2 separate regions of the Homo sapiens genome follow, and region 1 is linked to region 2. A link is an interaction called in ENCODE POLR2A ChIA-PET data of the cell type or tissue named here. Cell type or tissue: MCF 10A. All regions are shown on one strand. Links, peaks and the distances in the headings refer to the core of each region. The heading gives the core; the rest is flanking DNA. Region 1 has its middle 30 kb from the start of DDX6. Region 2 holds the start of MIR4492 (microRNA 4492).

Region 1 (5,369 bases), core at 311-5,310, 92 kb after region 2:
TTATCATTTATTTAACCAGTCTCATATTTTTTGATACTTAAGTTATTCCCATTTTTTCTTATAAATAACGCTGCATCATTGTGAATAAATTTGTGTTATGTTCTGGATAACTTTCTTAGGATAATTTAACAGGAATATGATTGATACGCATCACCAGATGGTTTCCCTAAAAGTGGCATCAATTTAGCCCACCACTAGCAGGGCATAAAGACAGCCACCACACTGCATGCTTGCCAATACTGGGTATTTTCTCACCACCCCCAACCCTTTTTTTTTTTTTTTTTTGAGATGGAGTCTTGCTCTGTTGCCCAGGCTGGAGCACAGTGGTGCAATCTCGGCTCACTGCAAACTTCGCCTCCCAGGTTCACGCAATTCTCTGCCTCAGCCTCCCAAGTAGCTGGGATTACAGGTGCCTGCCACCATGCCCAGCTAATTTTTTGTATTTTTAGTAGAGACGGAGTTTCACCACTTTGGCCAGGCTGGTCTCGAACTCCTGACCTCATGATCCACCCACCTTGGCCTCCCAAAGTGCTGGAATTATAGGCATGAGCCACTGCGCCAGGCCACACATTTTTAACTTTTGCAAATTTTATAGATGAAACGGTACCTGGTTCTTAAAATTTGCATTTCTTTTGTTATTAGTGAAGTTGAACATTTTCCCACGTGTCTTTTAGCCCAATATATTTCCTCTTTTGTGAACTGTTCAACTTCATTTATCTTTCAGCTGGGTCCTTGATCAATTTTGACTACTTTCCTTGGACCCTACCTTTCCTATCACTTCCCAACTCTTAACACATGGGAGTAATTCACTCAGAACATAAAGAAAGGAGCTTTCTAAATAATGAGAATATTTAAAAATATATAGACATCTGAAAAGGGACTTTTCTTCAGAAAGTGTAGAGATGAACAAATGGGGTCAGAGGAAATCTACCACCTCTGACAGGAATATTAGCCCTCTCTGACCTGCTCCAGCAGCCAGAAAAGTTGACAAATGTAGCCCTTCCTGGGCAAAGCACTTGAGAATTTCTGTATTTAAAAATCTCCAATTCTGGCTGGGCACGGTGGCTCACACCTGTAATCCCAGCACTTTGGGAGGCCAAGACAGGAAGATTACTTGTGTCCAGGAATTCAAGACCAGTCTGGACAACATGGCAAAGCCCTGTCTCTACAAAATATAAAAATATTAGCCGAGCATACTGGTGCATACCTGTGGTCCCAGCTACTCAGGAGGCTGAGGTAGGAGGATCGCTTGAGCCCAGGAGGTTGATGCTACAGTGAGCTGTGACTGTGCCACAGCACTCAGTCTGGGCAGCAGTGAGACCTTGTCACACACACACACACACACACACACACACACACACACACACAAACACAAAAAAACCCCTCTGAGTTCAAGTTCCCCATGTCTTACATATAATCTTGAATATCAGCTCCTCAGGATGATGATAAAGATCTAAGCGGTCTTGTATTTGGAAAAGACAAGAGAAGGAGGGGCCACTGTAAACGGGGAATGAGAAGCCATTATCTATTTATGTCCAAGGCTAAATTGATTGACTGATTTTTCATGTCATGAGTTTATTCACAAACATATCTAGTATGCTACATGAGTTCAAGAGTTTGATCCATTTTTCAAAGGGATTGCATCTCTTGAAACACTCTTCATGTCTGTTCAATGGATAAACTAAAACATTCTTATTTCTTAAGCAGTTGGTGTTTTACTTTAAAGAAGGGTGCCGCAGATCCCGATCCCAGTACAAAGTCATCATAATTAGTAACTGCCACGTGTTTTTCATTGAAAATGGCAAATTCTTCCCTGGGCCCTCCGCATAGTGGCTCCTGCAGACCACAGATGTTGTCAACCATCTAATGCTCCGTCCCCACATGGAGCTCTTGGAAGCTCCACCAAAGTTGCAGAGACCCAAGCCAGAAGCAATGGCGGCACCAAACCCACTTGTTCATACCAAGTCCTCCTTTGCTCAGGACCTTGTTCCCCTGTGTCTGAAAGAGTAAATGTAAACGGTATTAACACAGGTATGGGGTAGATATGAACAAGGACTAGCCAACTTTCAGGAGTTTGAACTTCTACACAGACAATTGTAAAGATCTATGTAGGACTCCTCAGTTATTTTGTAGGAAGAAATTGATAATTCCTTGATAATTGATAATGCCTTTTTTTTTTTTTGAGATGGAGTCCCACTCTGTTGCCCAGGCTGGAGGGCAGTGGCACGATCTCGGCTCCCTGCAACCTCTGCCTCCTGGGTTCAAGCAATTCTCCTGCCTCAGCCTCCCGAGTAGCTGGGAATACAGGTGCGTGCCACCACACCCGGCTAATTTTTTGTATTTTTAGTAGAGACGGAGTTTCACCACGTTGGCCAGGCTGGTCTTGAACTCCTGACCTTGGATGATTCACCTGCCTCAGCCTCCTAAAGGGCTGGGGTTACAGGCATGAGCCACTGCGCCTGGCCAATATCCTCTATCTTTAATAAGCATGTCCAAGCAAGAATGGGATGGCTAACTAATCTGAATTCCAGCCAGTCCATGGAAGGTGATGTAAGGTGAAAAAATATGATTTCACAGGGCCAGGCATCATCACATCACCGAGCTACTTGTGAATTAGATAAGCCTATTCGCATGAGGGGACTCTGAGCATGAGTGGGAATCCCACAAAAGTCAAGCTACAAGGTTGAAGGTAGAGGGGGAATACCAAACCGGAACCTGACATTTCATACTGCTTCCCTGACAGGTCCTTTCAAAGAAACAAGAACTGAAATGCAGGCTTAACTGGCATGCAAAACAGGCAGCTATTTCAGTCTGAATCATGAGCAGGGGCCACAGTGGGCTATCTGAAACTGAGGGGCAAAGGAAATCTGCACACCAAGGCCTGAGCTGCTTATGACAAATAATTGAAACTGTCCAGGCAACTGGTCCATTCCAAGCATTAGCTGTGCTGGGAGCTGAGCCATGAAGCAGAATTTTAGATTTTCTTTCTTGCTAGAGCCGTGCAACAATGATCCTTCCCCTCCACCCCTCCCCTCTTCCCCAATATTCCTGCATTCCCCTTGCCTGTCACAGGACTGCGGGGCAGTGGCCTCTTAGCATGGCTTTCCTTTGACTGCGGTGTTGCCACGTCACCTGGTGCTCGGCCCCTCCCCCGCCCTGGCACAGGGTCATAACAGCCTGCAGTGTTGCCAAGGAGCTGGCACCGTCCAGACCCAGTGCACAGGGATGGGCCTGAGATGGCCGGCCACGTCATCTGTCACCCAGGGTGTTTATGCACCCTGCAGTCCAGCAATGCCAGGATCTGCCAAGAATCTTCAGGTTTATTATGCTTTCTTTGGCCTTCAAGAACTGGATGGCTGGCCAGGCGCGGTGGCTCATGCCTGTAATCGCAGCACTTTGGGAGGCCGAGATGGGTGGATCACAAGTTCAGGAGTTTGAGACCAGCCTGGCCAATATAGTGAAACCCTGTCTCTACTAAAAAAACCACAAAAATTAGCCGGGTGTGGTAGTGGGCGCCTGTAGTCCCAGCTACTCAGGAGACTGAGGCAGGAGAATCGCTTGAACCCAGGAGGCGGAGGTTGCAGTGAGCTGAGATCGCGCCATTCTACTCCAGCCTGGGCAACAGAGTGAGACTCCATCTCAAAATAAAATAAAATAAATAAATAAAATAAAAAGCCTGGATGGCTATCATTAAAACAAGTCACAGAAAGCTCTGATGGAAATAATTTTCAGACTTCCCTCTTGAAATATACCTTTTCTGCCTTTTTCCTGCCAATTCATTTTCCTCTCTCCCTCATCTCCCCTTCTGAAAAGGCTTCCTTCACCCTAAGACCTACTCACGCAGGCTCCTAGTCCTCTGTTCCGTACATCAGAAAGGAAGTTTTCTTTCAAGGCCCAGCCGCCTCCTAATCAGGGAAGCTGAAGGAGTGCTTAGAGAAGGTAAATACATTGTGATATTATCTTAAGTTATATAAATGTCTTCGGTACCTAGTCGGCACCAAATGTATTTAGCTTAATTGAAATCAGATGCAAAAATACATGTCCTTGAGAGCCAAAGAAAATTTAATTTTTAAATTATTTATGCACACATAATTCTTAAAATCTCAGGCTCTAGACAGACCTAAGTTTAAATTGAGGCTTTAACAATTACTGGTTGTGACCTTTAACAACTCACCTCATTTCTCTGAACTGCCTCATTTATAAAATGAAGATTATAATAACAAGCCCCTTAGGGCTTTGAGAGGATTAAATGTGATACTCTATGTAAATGAGCCATTTATTCACACTTGTAAACAGTTAAGCCACATGCATCATTCTGAGTGTGTGTACATATTCTTTCATAAATTATCTCTTTTTTTTTTTTTTTTTTGAGACAGGGTCTCGCTCTGTCGCCCAGGCTAATCACAGCTTACTGTAGCCTTGACTTCTCAGGCTCAAGAAATCATCCCGCTTCAGCCTCATGAATAGCTGGGAAGTGCAGGTGCATGACACCATGCATGGCTAAATTTTTTATTTTTAATGGAAATGAGGTCTCACCATGTTGCCCAGGCTGGTCTCAAACTCCTGGCCTCAAGTGATCCTCCCAACTCGGCCTCCCAAAGTGCTGGGATTACAGGCTTGAGCCACCGTGCTTGGCCTATGTCTACTGTTTGACCAGGATCTCTATAAGGGCAGTGCCAGGCTGACTGTCTGAGGGAGTGGGGTTGTCCAGCCTATTGATCCTCCATGTATAATCCCAAGAGAGCTCCAATATAGTCTCATGGTATTTGGGGTAGACTCAGGAGAAAGGCCTGGATCATTGAATTTGAGACACAGCATAATGAACCAACTATGCTACATCAGGTCATGATAGATAGTTGCTAAGTTTTAGGAAACTGATTCATTTATTTATTCATTCATTTATCCAAACATTTATTGAGCATCTGTTATGTCTGAGGCTATAATGTTGAAGAATGTACAAGGTCCCTTTCCTCTTAAGCTTACAGTTTAATTGTTTAACCTAAATAAATAATGAGGCAATTTAATTCATATTTGTTGGAAAACAATTCAGTTCAACTATGTAAAGGAACACTGTGTTTTATTAAAACAGAATTAGAACCCCCAAAGCTTAGCTCTTGAAAGAGAATATCTTACAGGAAGAACTGGCTGGCCAAACAGTCCTGAATCTGTCCCAGTTTCCTCCTCCCTCAGGTTTCCTGTGTCTTTGCTGTTCTTTTTCCATCCCTTTGGTCTAAGCATAGATTTTTAAACTTTTGTTTGTAGATGAAATGAGTTGGAGTCCTCAACAAAATATTTTGCTAAATATAAGGGAAAACAAAAGAACATTTTTGAAAGCAGTATGAAACAATGGTATGACTTTAGAAAATTGT
Region 2 (5,369 bases), core at 274-5,273:
CCTGCCTTTACCAAATGCCCACATATTTGGGTGCCATGGCAGGAGGTAGAGATAAGGAAATTGAGGCCAGAAGTGGTTTGTCAAGGGCTGGTGTGTCTTAGGCATTCTGTTAGTTTCACTACTGTTACCTCACTCTATAAAATTATTCTCCTTTTGCAGATGAGGAAGCTGAGGCTCAGAGGGATAAAGGGAAGGACAAGGCCCCATAGATGAGAAGGGGCAGGGTGTGATTGACACTGTCTGACTACAAACTTGGTTTTTTTTTTTGAGACAGTCTCGCTCTGTTGCCCAGGCTGGAGTGCAGTGGTGCGTCTCAGCTCACTGCAACCTCCGCCTCCTGGGTTCAAGCAATTCTCTGCCTCAGCCTCCTGAGTAGCTAGGATTACAGGCGCCCACCACCATGTCTGGATAATTTTTGTGTTTGTAGTAGAGACAGGGTTTCACCATCATGGCCAGGCTGGTCTTGAACTCCTGACCTCGTGATCCACCTGCCTTGACCTCCTAAAGTGCTGGGATTACAGGCGTGTGCCACCGCGCCCGGCCCTCAAACTCAGTTCTTATTCCACTGCATCATACTGCCTGCCAGGGCCCCAACCTCAGAGGGCGAGGCCACCAGGCACCAGACCTCCTCTGGGAGCAGCTTTACTGAATGGGTGTGGGAGAGGAGGCCTGGGGACAGGGGACCCTGCCTGTCACTGCTCTCACAATCCCCTAAGCCTTTCTTGCCTGAGGGTGCCAGGACTGACACCAGAAACCCCGTGTGGCCTTCTGTCTCCCTGCAGAGGTCACAGGCATACATCCTGTCTCATCACCCCCACCCCTCCCGGCCTGGCCCACGTGCCCCTGCATCCTGGAGGGTCATGACAGTCTGGATGTCAATGTGGGCAGAGCTCGTGGGGCCCCCAGGTGCTGCTGCTGCCAAGAGTGTGAGCCATCAGGGGAGGTGAGGGGCCAGGAGGATGCCTCTGCCTCTGGCTGTACCTGGGGAGAGAGCAGAGCAGGCAGGCAGGCGGGCGGGCGCTGGGTGAGGTCCCACCGTGGTGCGCTTGGCTGTGCCAGCAGTCTGCTGCACTCCATCCTCCCACAATGGCCCCATTGTTCCCAGCAGCCAGGCAGTTTGGAGGAGGTTCCTCGGCCACCCCTACCCCCCTAAATAGGGGACAGATTAACCCCTTGGAGGACTGAGGCCAGGTGAGGGCCCACAGGGAGCTGCCTTGCCCATCTCTGCCTGTTCTGGGAACCCAGGCTTGGGAAGTTACCTTCTACCCATGTGAACCCAGCACCACACCACCTCCTGAGATGGGAGTCTCCATAGGGTAGAGAGTGGCACCTGGATCATCTCCTACCCCCACCCTGGTGCAGGTGCCAGGGGACAGGAAGTACCAGTGGGGCGGCGGGCAGAGACCAGATATATTTGGGCCGGTGGGGCTAATTCCAGCCACCACTGCCTGCCCTACTGGCTCCTGAGCTCCTTTCCTTCCTGTGAAACCAGAGCTAGGTTGGGCCTAGCTCAGGATTTCGGTGGATTTAAAGAGGCAGCACCATCCCTGCCAGCCTGGCTCCCTCTACCCTCCCCAGGTAGGGTCTGGGGCAGAGAGAGGACTGGAGAGCTTCTTGCTCCTCCCTTGCCCTGGGCTAACCCCTGGCCCTTGCCTCTGTTGGGGTACCAAGCTTTTGGCACTCCTCTCTCCCAGAGCCTTGGGCGGGTGGGGTGGGCGGGGGTGGGCTGTGGTTTCCTGTGTTGGTTGTTTGTGCCTGGCCCAGAGTGCCCGCCGCCTGCCTGGGCTTCCTGCCCTGTCTTGTTTCCTTGTGCCCCCCACCCCCTCTCTACCCCTCCCCCTGTGGGAGGGAGCAGCTGGGGATTGGGTAGCTGTCTTTGGGGGCACCCCACTGCCAGGCCATGATTGCTTCCCAAGGCCCGGCCACACTGACAATGACTGTAGGAGCCAAGAGAAGTGAGGTGACCTCAGGCCTGTCCAAGCAATGCCACTTGTCTGTGCAGGCTCCAGAAGGGACAGTGGGCCAGAATGGGCAAAACCGCCGATCACCCCCCAGTACCCTGTTCAACAATCCCAGACTAGAAAGGTCTGGGACCAGGAGTTTCCCTGGTCCTGTGGAGCTGGGGTTGTCTGACATTACCCTAGGGCTGCAGGTGGGGTGGGGCTGGAAACTCCCAGGGAAAACCTCCCAAGCAAAAATGGCTGATTTGCATGGTCTCCTTTGGCACAGAGTCGGGGGAAGTGTGGAGAGCTACTAGGAACCAGGGCCATGGGAAGGCCCCCTAAGCCTGGAAGTCCCCACATCGAGGGTCCCAGAGCAGCACCTTGGTCCTTGAGCAGATTTCCTGCTGGGCTACGAATCCTTGACCTCCCTGCCCGCTGAGTCACCACCTCAGGAAGAGGAAGTGACCTGAGTGGTGGAGAGAGCTTCTGAGGACTGAGGGGTCCTGACACCCAGGAGAAAGGGGATTTGGGACCCTGTCGTCTCGGGCGCTGTATCTCCCTGAGCCAGAGGCCAAGGATCTCGTTCGCCCTGTTGTCCCCAGCAGGGTCCTGGGCTTTCACGTCATCACAGGGGGCCCTGGCAGCTCAGGAGCATGAACCCTCCAAAACATTTCCTCACTGCCTCTTTGGGGTGGTTTTGAGCTAGGCAGTGACACTGCTGGGCCAGCTGGTGAGCCAAGCAGAGGCTCCCAACGTGGGGGCAGCTAGGAGCAGGCAGGTTGCCACTGGATGTGTGAACGCCTGCCCTACCTGTGGTAGTTGTGTGTGGAGCAGAGCCGGTGTGTCATACCTGGAGGCTCTGGGCATCTGAGCCTTCCTCAGCTCCCTCCCCCAGCTAGGATCAAGTCCACTTTAACCCTTAGCAACCCTTAGGCTGCTAGCTCCTACCCTCGCGTCACTCGGGGTGGGGGAGCGGATGGATATCTCAGGCCCTTTGTCAAGCCGCCTCTTCCGCTCCTCCGATTCATTCTCCTGGTATGCGCCTGGCCTTCCACTCAGGTGACTCGCACCTGCTCCCTGTTTGTGAGCTTGCTACCCCTCCCCACCTAACCCCCTAAGAGGGAGGCACGGTGACGTGTTCCCAGAGCCCCATCCCTTTGCTTTCTCGTACCTCAAGGGCCCCTGGCCTGGTACTAGCAAGCCCCCTTCACTGGGTGCTTTAAAATTGCATTGGGCTGGGATCAGCCCTCTTGGCTTCCCATCACCAGGCCTTCCAGGTGTCTTCGGAGACTGTGAGTGTGTGGAGGAGGAGGGGTCTTCGGGAGCTGGGGCAGACTCTTGAGGGGCAAAGGGGGGAGGTGTGAGATGGGAAAGTCCTGACTCATCCACGCTTGACTCAGCTCGCCCTGCGGCGGGGTGGGAGAGAGGGGGTGGAGTCCCGGAGGGGAGGGTGACTGGAAGAGTCTTCTGGGGAGGAGCCTAGGCCTGAACGGCCACTGGAGAGGACTGATTTTCTAATAGCCCCTTCCCAAATTCTTACAGGTTCTCAATTTTTGAGGCTGTGAACATAGGTAGTGAGTGGCCCTTGCCCTGCCCCTCCCCCCTTATGGGGGACCTGGGCACTGTGGCTGGAATGTGGGAAGCCCAACTATCTGATGCAGGCTCAGAGGAGCAGTCATGGCTGGCGTGGGGAGGTGGGGTCACTGCAGTGTCTGGAATGAGGGTCCGTCCCCACACTGCCACATACTGGATATGTGACTCAAGGTCACGCCACTTCCTTTTCCCAGACCTCAGTTTCCTCGTTGAAATGGGGTCGATCCTTTTGAGAATCAGCGAGCTGGTGAAGGGAGAGCCTGAGATGCATGCCAGCCAGGAGCCTGCTCAGAGCCCTGGTATCTCAGTGACTCCAGCCTCTGCCTCTGCTCTTCCCTGGTTGTGATGGAGAAGCTGGGGGTGGCGGGCTGCTTCCCAGGCAGGTCCTGGACTTTGGAACCTTCCCCCAGGAGCCTTCCTCCCCAGAGACACGGCTGGAGTGGCGAAGGCCAATGTGCCCTAGGGTTAAGTTGGGGTTAGACTCCCGCAGGGTGGCAGGTGGGGCCCCCTCACCCCCAGGTCCCCGCCCAGCCTCCAGCAGCCCCGCAGGGAGCATCAGGAGTGTGCACCGGTGTCTGGCCGGGCCTGTCACCGGGACGAAGCTCCTGGGCCCAAGACTCCTCCCCTTTGACCGGGATCGGCTGCTGGAGGGCTGCTGGAGGGCGGGTAGGGGAGGCGAGGGGGGAGCCAGGGCTGGGGGCGGTTGGGTGAGGCCTCTGTGTTTGTGTAAGTCTGTTGCTGTATCTATGGCCCTGTGCGTGTTTCTTTGTGACTACCAGGCTCAACTTTCTTCGGCTCTCTTGTGGCCGGCCTCAGTCTTTTCATCTGTTCAATGGGTCCGGCGCTCCCACTCAGCCCTCGGGCAGCCCCGGTGTCTGCGCGTGCCCCAGGCTGTCTCCGCGCCTCCCGCTCCGGCGGCGCTTCCCTGGCCTCGGCGCGCCTCTAGCTTCCTGGGCTCCGTGCGTGTCTTGTCTCCCTGTCCACGTGTGAGCTGTGAGTGTGTGTGAGTCAGAGTTCGGGTGTCTGTGGGTCTCTGAGCCTCTGCTGGCAGCACCCGGGGCTCGCCAAGCTCTTGCCGGCTGGCGCGCGCCCAGCCCCTGGCGGGACTTGTCCGTGTGTCTGTCCGCGCGCGGGGCCTGGAGAAGCACGCTGCAGTCCTGTCCGCCTCCCGCTCGCTGCCTCGCTGGCTGTCGCTCGCTCGCTCTGCCTCTCCGCCCGGGCTCTGCCGAAGGGGGCGGGGTGGGGGTGCAGGGCGGGGGGAGGGGAGGCTCCTGCATTCTTGCGGTCGGGGAGGAATCCGAGCCAGCGTTACTGGTCTCCAGAAGAGCCCAGCTGCAGCCCCGGGGCCCCGCCAGGCCTCTCGCTGCCCGCCCGGGCCTGCTGGGATGGGCACGGGCTAGGCCTCGAGCTGGGGACGGGGCGGGGCGTGGCCCCAACCCCGGGCCCCCTCCACGGCTGGAGCGCTCTGGGGGTGGGGCACGAGGGGTACCCCACCCTGGGTGAGGGGCGCGTCTGGGAGCAGGAATCCCTCAGGGGGCCAGGGGAGACCTCACAGCCGCCCCACACGGCACCTTTGCTACCTAGCCTTTTAGTGAATTCTGTCTCTGCCGCCCGTCGGGGCGGAGGCTTGCTGGAGACTGCAAGCCCCCTGAGGGCAAGGTGCGGGAGGGATGGGGACAGGGCTGGCCTCCAGGATCGAGACCCCATCTCGTAATCCTCTTTTTCCAGTGCCACCCCACCCTATCCAGCTCCCTAGTCCCAGGGCTGTTGGGTCCTCCCTTCTCCCCTCCCCCTCTGACACCCCCTCCCCAAGTCACGAGTTTTCTCTTTGGG

The links. Peaks named below come from ENCODE experiments on the same cell type or tissue, not always from the same donor. Only the 100,000 strongest peaks of a DNase experiment are listed, where the experiment ranks them.
Region 1: POLR2A ChIA-PET joins it to region 2 with 10 read pairs; 9 of 35 experiments call an interaction of 5 or more read pairs at or near these places.

What each region holds. Positions count from the first base shown.
Region 1 is chr11:118,818,411-118,823,779 of GRCh38, reverse strand. It overlaps the pseudogene COX7CP3. Among named protein-coding and RNA genes, the nearest start is that of DDX6, 30 kb to the right of the region's middle. RefSeq lists an enhancer at 2,640-2,719. In MCF 10A, for the core only: no CTCF peak of the experiment used is centred there; a DNase peak (open chromatin) is centred at 3,209.
Region 2 is chr11:118,910,030-118,915,398 of GRCh38, reverse strand. All of the region lies in intron 2 of BCL9L (BCL9 like), which reads left to right. It overlaps MIR4492 (microRNA 4492), which reads right to left and starts at 4,691; the gene lies at 4,612-4,691. RefSeq lists enhancers at 184-725, 726-1,265, 1,560-1,669, 2,348-2,889, 2,890-3,431 and 2 more. In MCF 10A, for the core only: no CTCF peak of the experiment used is centred there; DNase peaks (open chromatin) are centred at 2,898, 3,348, 3,868, 4,798 and 2 weaker places.